3 separate regions of the Homo sapiens genome follow, and regions 1 and 2 are each linked to region 3. A link is a contact called in ENCODE Hi-C or POLR2A ChIA-PET data. All regions are on one chromosome and are shown on one strand. The core of a region is the stretch at or near the end of the contact, and the rest is flanking DNA. Distances in the headings are between cores, read along the strand shown. Region 1 has its middle 31 kb from the start of LINC02539. Region 2 has its middle 36 kb from the start of WAKMAR2. Region 3 overlaps IL22RA2 (interleukin 22 receptor subunit alpha 2).

Region 1 (3,330 bases), core at 208-2,707, 540 kb before region 3:
CTTAGATGCTCATTCTGAAATTCTGGAGATCACCCATTCTTCTGGAATTGCTCACTTTTCTTTCTATGCTCTCCAAGTAGCTGTTCTTTGGCCCACTTGACTCACAGTCAAACTAGTTTCAATCTTGTACTCCTGAAACATTTGTTTAATGAATGAATATCCTGTTACAGGTTGCCCCAGGACTTCAGAGCCCTGATGAGGACTGATACTTAAATGACATCAGATATTAACCCCAATGAGTTTGTGCTTCCTTCAATCTGCAGGGCTTCATTCAACCTGAAGTTGCCCCCTGGAGGGCCCTGAGCACATCCAGGCCTAAGCCTTCGCGTTAGTCTGCTCAGGCTGCTGTAACAAAAGATCGTAGCCTGGGTGGCTTAAACAACAGAAATCTATTTCTCACAGTTCTGGAGGCTGGGAAGTCAAAAATCAAGGTGCTGGCTAATTCGGTTCCCTGGTGAAGGCTGTCTTTCTGGCTTGCACACATTTGTCGTCTTGCAACATGGTCACATGCCTTTCTTTGGTGCACGTTCACACAGAGAGAGAGAGAAAGAGAGGGAGAGAGAGAGAGACCTCTTCCTTCCATAATAAGGTCATAAGGCCACCAGTCATACAGGATTAGGGCCCCACCCTTATGCCCTCGTTTAACCTTAACTACCTCCTAAAGACCTGTCTCCAAATATAGTCACATTGGGAGCTAGGACTTCAATATATGAATTTTGAAGGGATAAAATTCAGTCCATAGAAGACCTAATTTCTTCTTCCCGCACAATGTCACTTTCCTTTTTTAATGTTATTATTAACTTTTAAAAAATGTATACATCTCCTGTAAAATCCACATTTTAATCCTTTGTTATTCCTGGCTTGCTTCACTCATTGATTCTACCTACCCAGCCCCTTTAGACATTAAAGTTTTTATCCGATGCCCATTGATTTAACCAGGGACTATATTTTCCAAACTGAAACTCAGGACATACAACATTATCACTATGAATATGCTTATGGAAGAGTAGAACAAAAAGCCAGAAATTGGGATTGTCTTGGAATAGTATGGATATGCAGAAAATGATGATAAATAACCGAATTCTCCATATTTGTATGACAGTGATTGAGAAGAGTATTAATGTAGCTTGATGCTTGGTGCCACTCAAACCCACCAAAAGTTCTATTTGCCCATTTAGATGTTTTGATGGTGAGGAGCTTGTTGGTGTTGGGCTGTGGAAGATACAAAGGTTGAAGACAGATGCTGTTCTCCATGATAGAGCTTTGCAAGTTTTCTTTGGCCCATGATGTAAAGCAAGAAATTTTACTTTACAACCCTGCAGACTGTGATGCATTCTGATCTGTTCTATTCTATTCTATTCTTTCTACAATGGGTGTTATAGCCTACATAATTGGTTTTCAAAACATGACTCTATTGCTATGTGCATTGGAAAAAACACAGTTCTTGTGGGCTGGGTCCAATAGGTTTTGGTTTCCTTTCTGTTAAAAAATATTTTGATTAGCATGAAGGTCTTTTTGTTTGTTTATTTTTGTGTTTTAATACATGTAGGTACTAGACTAGTATCTAGAAATAATTTCATGCTCTTAGAAACGTATCTGCTGGAACTTTTCTATTCACAGATCAGAGATTTTTGGAACTGGAAGGAACTGCAGGGGTCAAGTCAGAATACATGGCTCAGGAGTCTTTATGTTGAAGCTCCAGTGTTTGGATGCAGTGATCTTAAAAACGCAATTCACAAAAATTGTTCTCTTTGTTTTTTGACTCTTCTAACAGAACTCATCTTCAATTTAGTTTGCTAATTGCCTGTGTGCCATGATCTTGTTCTCCTTTGCAGAGCTCACAGGATGGGTTTTTGTTTTGTTTTGTTTTGTTTTGTTTTTAGTTTCCTTGCTGTTTTTCCAGGTCACAGCACCGCAGTCGATTGGTGATTGTGGTTTGAGGTCACCTACAGAAGGCGGGGCGGGGAACCCAAAGATTTTATTGCACACCTCAAATTGCTCTCTGATGACACCAAGAGCGTCAAAGTCCTGAGGCCGAGTTGTCAGTGAACATTCGCCAGGAAAAGCAGGGGTGAAGCTGCTTATGGGCGAAGATGAATCCCGTGCTGCCATCTATTGGTAATGTCATGAAACAGCAATTTTTAATACCACCTGATTTTTAAAAAATTTGTTTTGGGGGGAACTATAGTTCACTGTTACCTGTTCTCCAAATTTATATTTCCCAAGAAGTCTTGATTTCAAGTGAAGGAATCTGTGGATGGGAATGACCCATCTTTAACCCTAATGAACTTTGTCTGTAAAGTGAACCAAGGGGACAGGGGAATTCCCACACCGTCTCATTACTGCCCAAGCCGACACACTTCCCTTTGAGGATGGTTTGAGGGAAGGAGGGACTGTCTGCTTGTCAGAGGGATTTCAAAGAACACACTGTTCTCATCCTTCAGATCTTGCCGATTGCTTCATGGGCTGCCCGAGATTACCATATGTTTTTTGCAAAGGGTGACTTCAAAACAAAACAGAATAGACCCTCTCTGTTTTGAAGCCTGTTGATTCTAAATGCTACACCATTGCAAATAGTTCTCTGGGTTTATTTATTAGCAAGGGAAGCCAGACATCAAGGACCAACCACTTCCATTTTAAAAAGATCCCTGTTCATTAAAAATAAAAATAAAGTAGCCTGGAGTGCAGCGGGGTGATCATGACTCATTGCAGCCTTGACTTCCTGGGTTCAAGTGATCCTCCCGCCTCAGCCTCCACTCCCGGTTAGTTTTTTGTATTTTTTGTAGAAACAAAGTCTCGCTTTTTTGCCCAGGCTGGCCTCGAACTCCTGGACTCAAGCGATCCTCCTGCCGCAGCCTCCCAAAGTGTTGGGATTACAGGCGTGAGCCACTGCACCCAGCCTACTATCTTTATCTTATAGAAAGAAAAGAAAGGAGGAAACTGAGGCTTGGAGACAATGGTTTCACCCAAATATCAGTGGTGTGGAGGCAGAAAAACCTATTGTCGACAAGAGGAGTTGATGGCAGTTTTTTGGCAAGGCCTAGTAAAAGTACCCCTGGAGACTTCACATGTTCCATTAGAAGAAATAGAGCTGTCACCCACATCAAGATTCAGAACACTGGTGATTACTAGGACCCGTTTGGGGGGAAAAGTTTGCCACTTCGGCTGAGTTGGTCCAGTATTACATGGAACATCACAGGCAATTAAAAGAGAAGAATGGAGATGTTGTTGAGCTTAAATATCCTCTGAACTGTGCGGATCCTGCCTCTGAAAGATGGTTTCACGGACACCTCTTTGGGAAAGAAGCAGAGAAATTAACTGAAAAAGGAA
Region 2 (3,666 bases), core at 22-2,521, 740 kb before region 3:
ACAGGTCATTGTTATTATTATTAAAATATAATATTACAGTAGTGAAGAGTTCTTTAAAAATAAACAGAAATAGAAATTACAGTTGGTCTTTTGAAATGAAACATACTGAGGTTATATTAAATGAATGCTGCATTATTTATAATATTGCTCTCGAATGTGAGGAGTATGTATGTGAGGAGTATGTTTTATTCGAAGGACTAAAAATAACTGCTGTACATCATCTAAACTTTCTCACATTTTGCATGGGACATTTACACATAATGTGTATTTTGTCCATCACATCAGGCTTGATTACTAACAATTACTACGGGTCTTCAGAGAACCGGCATTGAAGATCATTCCTATTAATGTTCACCTCCCATCAAAAGAAGATTAAGGAGAAAAGTAAGATAAAGTTCAAAGAGGAGATTTAAGGTGACAGGTCTGAGCAGACATGGCCAAGAAGTGACACTTCAAATTACCCAAGGACCTAGAGACAGGCAGAGACCTTTGAAGGTCAGGGTTTTATATGGGCTCACCATCTGGATGACTTCATTTAATGAAATTGTATCAAAGCGAGCGGGTTTTACAACCCCAGAGAGGTGGGCTTGGGGTAGCTTCCACTGAAAAGTCAAATTACTTCACAGAAAAACAAAACAAAACCAAAGGTTATGTTGCTAAAACTTTTGAACCAAAAGGAGAAGACAGAATTTCCTCCAATCACAAGGAACCAAGAAAAATATCACATTTCCTGGCTGCCCACTCAATTTACCACCCCCCGCCCAGTCCCCTTTAGTAACAGAGAAAGAAATCACAGTAGTGAATTAATAAAGCAGTGAGCCAGACTTTCCTTCCTCGTGTGATTCAGCCCCGCAGTTGGGGTGGCGGGGGGGCGGGTAGGGAGCGAGTTCTTTAACACTGAGCGCTCTGGACTGGCTTTCAATATTAGACATCCGGAGTTTTTGAAAATTAACACTGGAACAAAAGTGACTATCATACTCCATGTCCCCTTCACCCGCCCTCAGTCACAACTTTATTTTAAGGTTTCTTTGAGGCTGATTAAAAAAAAAAAAAAAAAACAACCTAATGGGAAACACTATCTAGAAATGGAGAAATCAAACCAATACTAAAGCATGTTGTAGCAATTGCCACCACCTATGATTGATTTTATTATAGGAAAAATGTGTTTTACCATAAATGACACTCCTTAAACTCGGTAACCAGCCTCCTTCCTCTCTCTTTCCAGCATATCTAGTTAATCATACATGACTGCAGCAAGGTGATGCAATAGTTTCAATGTAACTGCCTTATCTAGGCATGCAATGAGAAGACCTGTGTGGTTGAGGAGATGCAGACACTCACAGCGTGGCCCCTTGGGCATAAGAATAGTGGTGAGAGTTTTTCCACTGAGTCTTGCAGGGGTATTTGTGGCACCTGTACCTTCTGGAAGGTGCCCCCAAAACCCGGAGATCAGATAGGACTCCAGGGCACTGTGCTGACTTTCTTGCCCTGTGCTTACATTTCTGAGACAAGGATCTAAGAATAAATTCAATTTCCAGTCCCCTCACTTGCTTTGTGAGTTTTCAAAACCCGAAAAGGCCTACCTAAAACAGCATGCACATCCAGAGGTACTCCTGTTAACCGCTAGTGGCATTGACGACTATGAGATGCCCCATTGGCAAGGAGATGCCCCCTCGTTTTTGAGTCCCCCACTGACATTCTCAGGATGATGTCTGTTGGAGACACACTTCTAGCAGGTAAAATTCACACTAACAGGCAGGGTGAACTCTTCCAGACCACCAGAGAAAAAGCAACACTTCATGCTAAAACTTGGACAATACAAGTGTAAAAATACTACCTGGGGCCAGGTGCGGTGGCTCATGCCAACAATTTGGGAGGCCGAGGCGGGCCAATTTCTTGAACTCAGGAGTTCAAGACCAGCCTGGGCTACATGGTGAAAATATCGATAGATAGATAGATGATAGATAGATAGATAAAAAAAAATTTTAAAGCCAACTACCGGGGGTGGTTGTCTCTCCCAGCTGAGAATGAAGGAATCCTCCAAGCACAACTCTCTGTGGAATTCACCATTATCATTCTCTAGCACATGATAGAGCATTCTAGAAAGTGCCCCAAAGCTGCTTTCTCACCCAGGAATAATGAGCCTCAGATGTGAGCTGGGGCTAAAAGGTACCTGGACAACTGCCCTCCTCTGAGGAGGAGAGGTTGGGCCTTGGTGCCCAGAGCAGTGGTGAGTAGTCATCTTATCTCCTTTTACTTCCTCTGTGAAGCCTCTGCACTGGATTTTGACATCACAGATCAATATGATCCTATCCACTATATGCAATTCACAGAAGAACTGTGTAAAATACTTGAATAGAGATTCTGACTTCTAGTTACAAGTTGTTCTCACTGTTAAAAAGGAAAATTGGCCTCGGTCGTTTCTTAACAATGCTACCATTTACTTCAAGAAGAAAATTGTGGGCTTTAACCTTTGCGCATTTGATTCTTCCGCACGGCCTTCCAAGGAACTAGGGTAAATGGACAAATAGTTCTTATAATTTAATACCGCTGTTTAAAAATAGATACTGTACTGAATTTTTTGCTAATTATATTAATAACTTCAAAGCCTTTTATGGAGGATGCTTGCTGGAAACAGAAGGTATTTTTATTTCACTGAAAAACGTGATGAGATTTGGGTTTAGGATTTTGGAGGGAGGACCTGGAGTGTAGTGTAGTTGTTCAACGCATTTGTCAATATGTTCTTTTAGGATATCATATTTGGTCTTGTTTAAGGAATTCTTTTCTATTCTCAAGTCAGAAAACTATTTACCCATATATATTCCTCTCATAAAGTTTTGTTTTTGACATATAAATTCCTTACTCTGTCTGTAATTGATTTTTAAGCAGACTAGGAGCTAGGAATCCAAATTCAATTTTATCTATATTTATAATCAGTTTTCCAACTGTACTTTTTAAAGATTCCTTCCTTTCTCTACTGCTCAACTATGTCACCCCCATCATGTGACAAATTTCCATGTATAAATGTGTCATATGAAGTGATAGTCTCACTGGTGAGCAAGGAAATCCAAGTCAAGACTGTTGAGATGTCATCTACACCCTGTTAACTGGCCTCTCCATTCTATTCCACTGAAAATTTGTCTGTTCTTATGCCAGTACGAAACTATTATTTATGATAAATTGTTCTTGTAGGATGAAGACAGCTAGCTCTTAGTGTATTATCTTTCTAAACACAGTTAGACTTGGTTTTCCAAGAGTTTGTTTCTTTTATGTTGAAAAAAAAAAACTTGATGGTTGATTTGGGCCTGTATATATACATCGATGGCCTAGTTTGGCTTGTAATTTTCCTTTCTTATTCCATTCTTGTCTAATTTTGATAGCGAGGTCATATTGAATTCATAGAATGAGCTGTGGAGTATTCCTTCTTTCTCTGTGAATTGTAGAGATACTATAAGAGATAGGTTTGCAGAAAATCTTTTAAAAAAGATTATAAAAGTAATGTAAACTTATTGTCAGGAATTGTAAAAACACCCGATATTACAAAGAACAAAACAGAAGTAATTTATAGGCATTACCATCCAGAAATTATTGTTAAATATATTTTGGTATATTTCCTTCTACAACTTTTTATCAGTCTCTGCAAGATATGTCCAATTTTCTCTTTAT
Region 3 (3,304 bases), core at 385-2,884:
GTTAGCTGTTGTACTATTTCTGCCACAAATGCTGGGCCATTGTCTGATCCTAAAGTTAGAGGCAGTCGAAATCTAGGAATAATGTCCTTTAGTAAGATTCTGGTTACTTCCCGAGCTTTCTTTGTCCTGGTGGGAAATGCCTCAACCCACCCTGAGAAAGTGCAGACAAACACTAGCATGCACCGGTAGCCTCCGGTTCGAGGCAGCTCAGTAAAGCCCACATGCAGGTTTTCACAGGGTGTAGCTCCAGTTTCTTGAATCCCTGGGGGCCATGTTGGCCCCTGCTGTGGATTGTTTGGGGCACAAGTTAAACATTACTCATAAATGGCTCGAGTGATGGCAGTTAGGCTCAGCAATAGAAATGCCATCCTACAAGAGTCTCTAATGCAGTTTTTCCCATATGTGTTCCTTGATGAAACTGTTTTATGAACCAGGGGCTATTGCTTCTGGGATAGCTGGCGAGCCTCCCATTTGAGAACTTCCACCAACTTCCTTTCTGGTAACTTCCACTTTCCTGCTCAAACCAAGCCTTTTCATTAGAGGAGTAGTTAGGGGGTTCTGTAAGAGGAAGCTCCAATAAGGGCATGGTAAGGGTTTCCTCTTCCTTCTTAGTTATCGCTGTCATTGCAGCTCTTTTGGCTTCTCTTTCTGCCTTTCTGTTTTCTCTGGCCTTGTCATGTCCTCCTGTTTGATGCCCTTTGCAATGGATGACTGCTACTTCTTTTGGAGCCCATACAGCTTCTAAGAGCTGCTCTATTTCCTTTTTATTTTTGATTTCCTTTCCTTCAGTAGTTAACAATCCTCTTTCCTTATATATGGCTCCATGGGCATGCAAAGTGGCAAAGGCATACCTTGAGTCAGTATAGATGTTTACCGACTTTCTTTGGCCAAAAGCAACACCCTAGTGACAGCTATTATCTCAGCTCTTTGGGCTAAAGTTCCGGCCGGCAGAGGGCAGGTTTCAGCTGCTGAATTCAGTGTTACCACTGCATATCCAGCCCAACTGATAAACCTTTAGATATGAAGCTGCTTCCATCAGCAAAGTATTTAACATGTGGGTCTTTTAAGGGCTAGTCCTTTAAGTCTTTTCAGCTTGAGAAAACTTCATCCACAGTTTCCACACAACAGTGATACCCTGGGCCACACAATGGGGGCTTTCCATGCTCCGCCCATTCTATCAGCAGCAGTGTGGCCGGATTTAGAGTATTCATAGTCTCCAAGGTTAGGTAGGGGATTTCACACAAAAGCCCTTGATATCTTAACATTCTAGGGTTAGAAAGCCAGCAATGTCCCCTCTGCTCCATCAGAGTGACAACCGTGTGGGGCACCCAAATTATTACCATTCCTCTGTTGTTGGGACAGTAAGGGTCTTTATCATGGCTTTTCTTTGACCTAGATTTAGAGTCATGTGCCCTTCTGGTATAAAGGAGATTTGTGCTTGCAATTTCTGGAGGAAATCTCTTCCTAACAAGGGCACCGGAAAATTTGGCATTCATTCTTCTAGTGTCCCATCTGCTTGCATCTCACACATTGATCTCCCTTAAGCCTAAGTTGGCCCTCTTGTCCTGGCTTAGCTTCCTGGTTTTACCTAGTTTGTCCTCTATCATGACCGCAACCACGACCACATCCTCTCACAAAACCAGTTTCTCTTCCAACTAAGGCCACCGCCAGCAAGTCTGCCTTTTCCTTAGCTCTGCATCTAGCTTTTCTCTTGGCCTCCTCCTTCTGATTTACAAACACCTTAGTAGCCACCTGGATAAGCTGGGTAATATTCACACCTTCAAACCCTTCTAACTTCCGATGTCTTCTTGCACCTGGCTTACAAATGCCACATTAACCATACACTGATTACCCGCAGCCTCTGGGTCAAGTGGCATGTAAAGCTGGTAAGCCTCGCACAGCCTCTCATAAAATTCACCGGGACTTTTATCTGGCTTCTGGCGAACCTCTGAGACCTTTCCGATATTGGTGGCCTTTTTCTCTCCAGCGTTTATTCCATTTAGGAGTGCCTCTCAATACTGCTGCAAACTTGTAGCCCTTGAGCCTGGTTAGGGTCCCAGCCTGGGTCAGCCTCTATCAGGAGTGCTTGTTGTGTATACTGCCTGATATCTCCTGTGCTTGAAGATGCATTTTTCTCCAGCCACTGGAGAGCAGCTTGTATAACTCTACGGTGCTCTTCCATATTAAATAATGACAGAAAAAAATGTTTACAATCAACCCAGGTAGGATTGTGAGTTAGGAAAATGGACTGCATTAGATCTATAAGAGCCTGAGGCTTCTCTCTATAGGAGGGAGTATGTTGTCTCCAATTTAAGAGATCAGTAGTAGAGAAGGGCTGATAAAAGAAGAGCTGTTCTCCCCCTTGGACTTCATTCTGTGCATTCAAATAAATTTGTCCCCATGTTTCTCAGAGTGGCATCTGCATTGCTTGGGCACGGACCGACCTAAGGCGGCCGACCTCATCACCCTGGAGTTCCTCCCTTGGCTTTTCAGTCAAGGGCTCTGGCTCCTCTCTGCGTGGTGTTGCCTGAGGGGTGCTTCCTTCTGAGTCTGAGTCTCCGGAGGCAGCCGGGGCAGCCTTCTGTCTAAGCTTTGCCAGAGGTGGATAAATTGGTGCATAGTGGGGTGGAATTTCTAACTCTTCAGGCGGGGCCTGTAGGACAGGTTTTTACTGCTTTTCCTGTGACTTTTCTTTTTCTGATGCCTTGCAGTTTCTTTCTATTGTTCCTGGTTTTGTCTTGGCCGTTAGAGTCTTACAGTAGATCTCAAAGTAGGCCTGCAGCCACTTAGGGAGGGTCTGAATTATACTTAGCCAGGAGTCAATATACGGAAACTGATCCAGGTGCCCGGGCTGTTCTCCAAGCCTGGTGACCACCCGAAACACTCGGCCAATTATCTCCCTGTCTATTGTCCCCTTGGCTGGCCACCCTACATTAAAAGATGGCTATTTTATCTCAAAAAAGTTCTCAGTTTCTGTGAAGTTAGCTTAACCCCATAGTCACCATTAAAACTTTTTTTAAAGTTTTTCAGCACGCACTCCAGTGGAATAGGCTTTGACGCTTTTCCTCCTGTTTCCTCCCTTGTGATGCACTTTCACTCTCACTTTCACTCTTGGATCCACCAGACTGGGTCCTATTACAGGAGGTTCGGACACTGCTTAGCCAGGAGCATGCCTTAATTCCTGTCACAGCTAGCTGCAGCTGTGGAGCTGGTCCTCTGGGCCGTATGCAGTGTCCTAGGTCTGGTTTTTCCCACACTCGCCTGGGAGCACACAGTCCACGCTAAGAGATCTGTGCCTCCCCAC

Evidence for each region. A loop is a pair of places that touch in the nucleus more often than their neighbours do. ChIA-PET counts read pairs that join two places held with the same protein, here RNA polymerase II (POLR2A). Pooled maps may share reads with other maps.
Region 1: a loop to region 3 is called in a pooled map, with 2.3 times the contacts of the local background. The contact joins two enhancer-like sites. A Hi-C loop is called at or near these places in 3 of 50 pooled maps.
Region 2: a loop to region 3 is called in a pooled map, with 3 times the contacts of the local background. The contact joins two enhancer-like sites. A Hi-C loop is called at or near these places in 1 of 37 single-sample maps with no recorded cell type and 2 of 50 pooled maps. POLR2A ChIA-PET finds 5 or more read pairs at or near these places in 1 of 52 experiments (activated T-cell).

What each region holds. Positions count from the first base shown.
Region 1 is chr6:137,706,823-137,710,152 of GRCh38, reverse strand. It overlaps the pseudogene PTPN11P3. Among named protein-coding and RNA genes, the nearest start is that of LINC02539, 31 kb to the left of the region's middle. RefSeq lists a silencer at 2,361-2,410. Within about 2 kb of position 1,457, at least 15 of the 41 ENCODE cell types and tissues checked have a DNase peak (open chromatin) inside an H3K27ac peak, as active enhancers do.
Region 2 is chr6:137,902,301-137,905,966 of GRCh38, reverse strand. No RefSeq gene overlaps it. Among named protein-coding and RNA genes, the nearest start is that of WAKMAR2, 36 kb to the right of the region's middle. RefSeq lists enhancers at 538-627, 808-857. Within about 2 kb of position 1,271, at least 4 of the 41 ENCODE cell types and tissues checked have a DNase peak (open chromatin) inside an H3K27ac peak, as active enhancers do.
Region 3 is chr6:137,163,866-137,167,169 of GRCh38, reverse strand. All of the region lies in intron 1 of IL22RA2 (interleukin 22 receptor subunit alpha 2), which reads left to right. Among named protein-coding and RNA genes, the nearest start is that of IL22RA2, 8.1 kb to the left of the region's middle. Within about 2 kb of position 1,634, at least 5 of the 41 ENCODE cell types and tissues checked have a DNase peak (open chromatin) inside an H3K27ac peak, as active enhancers do.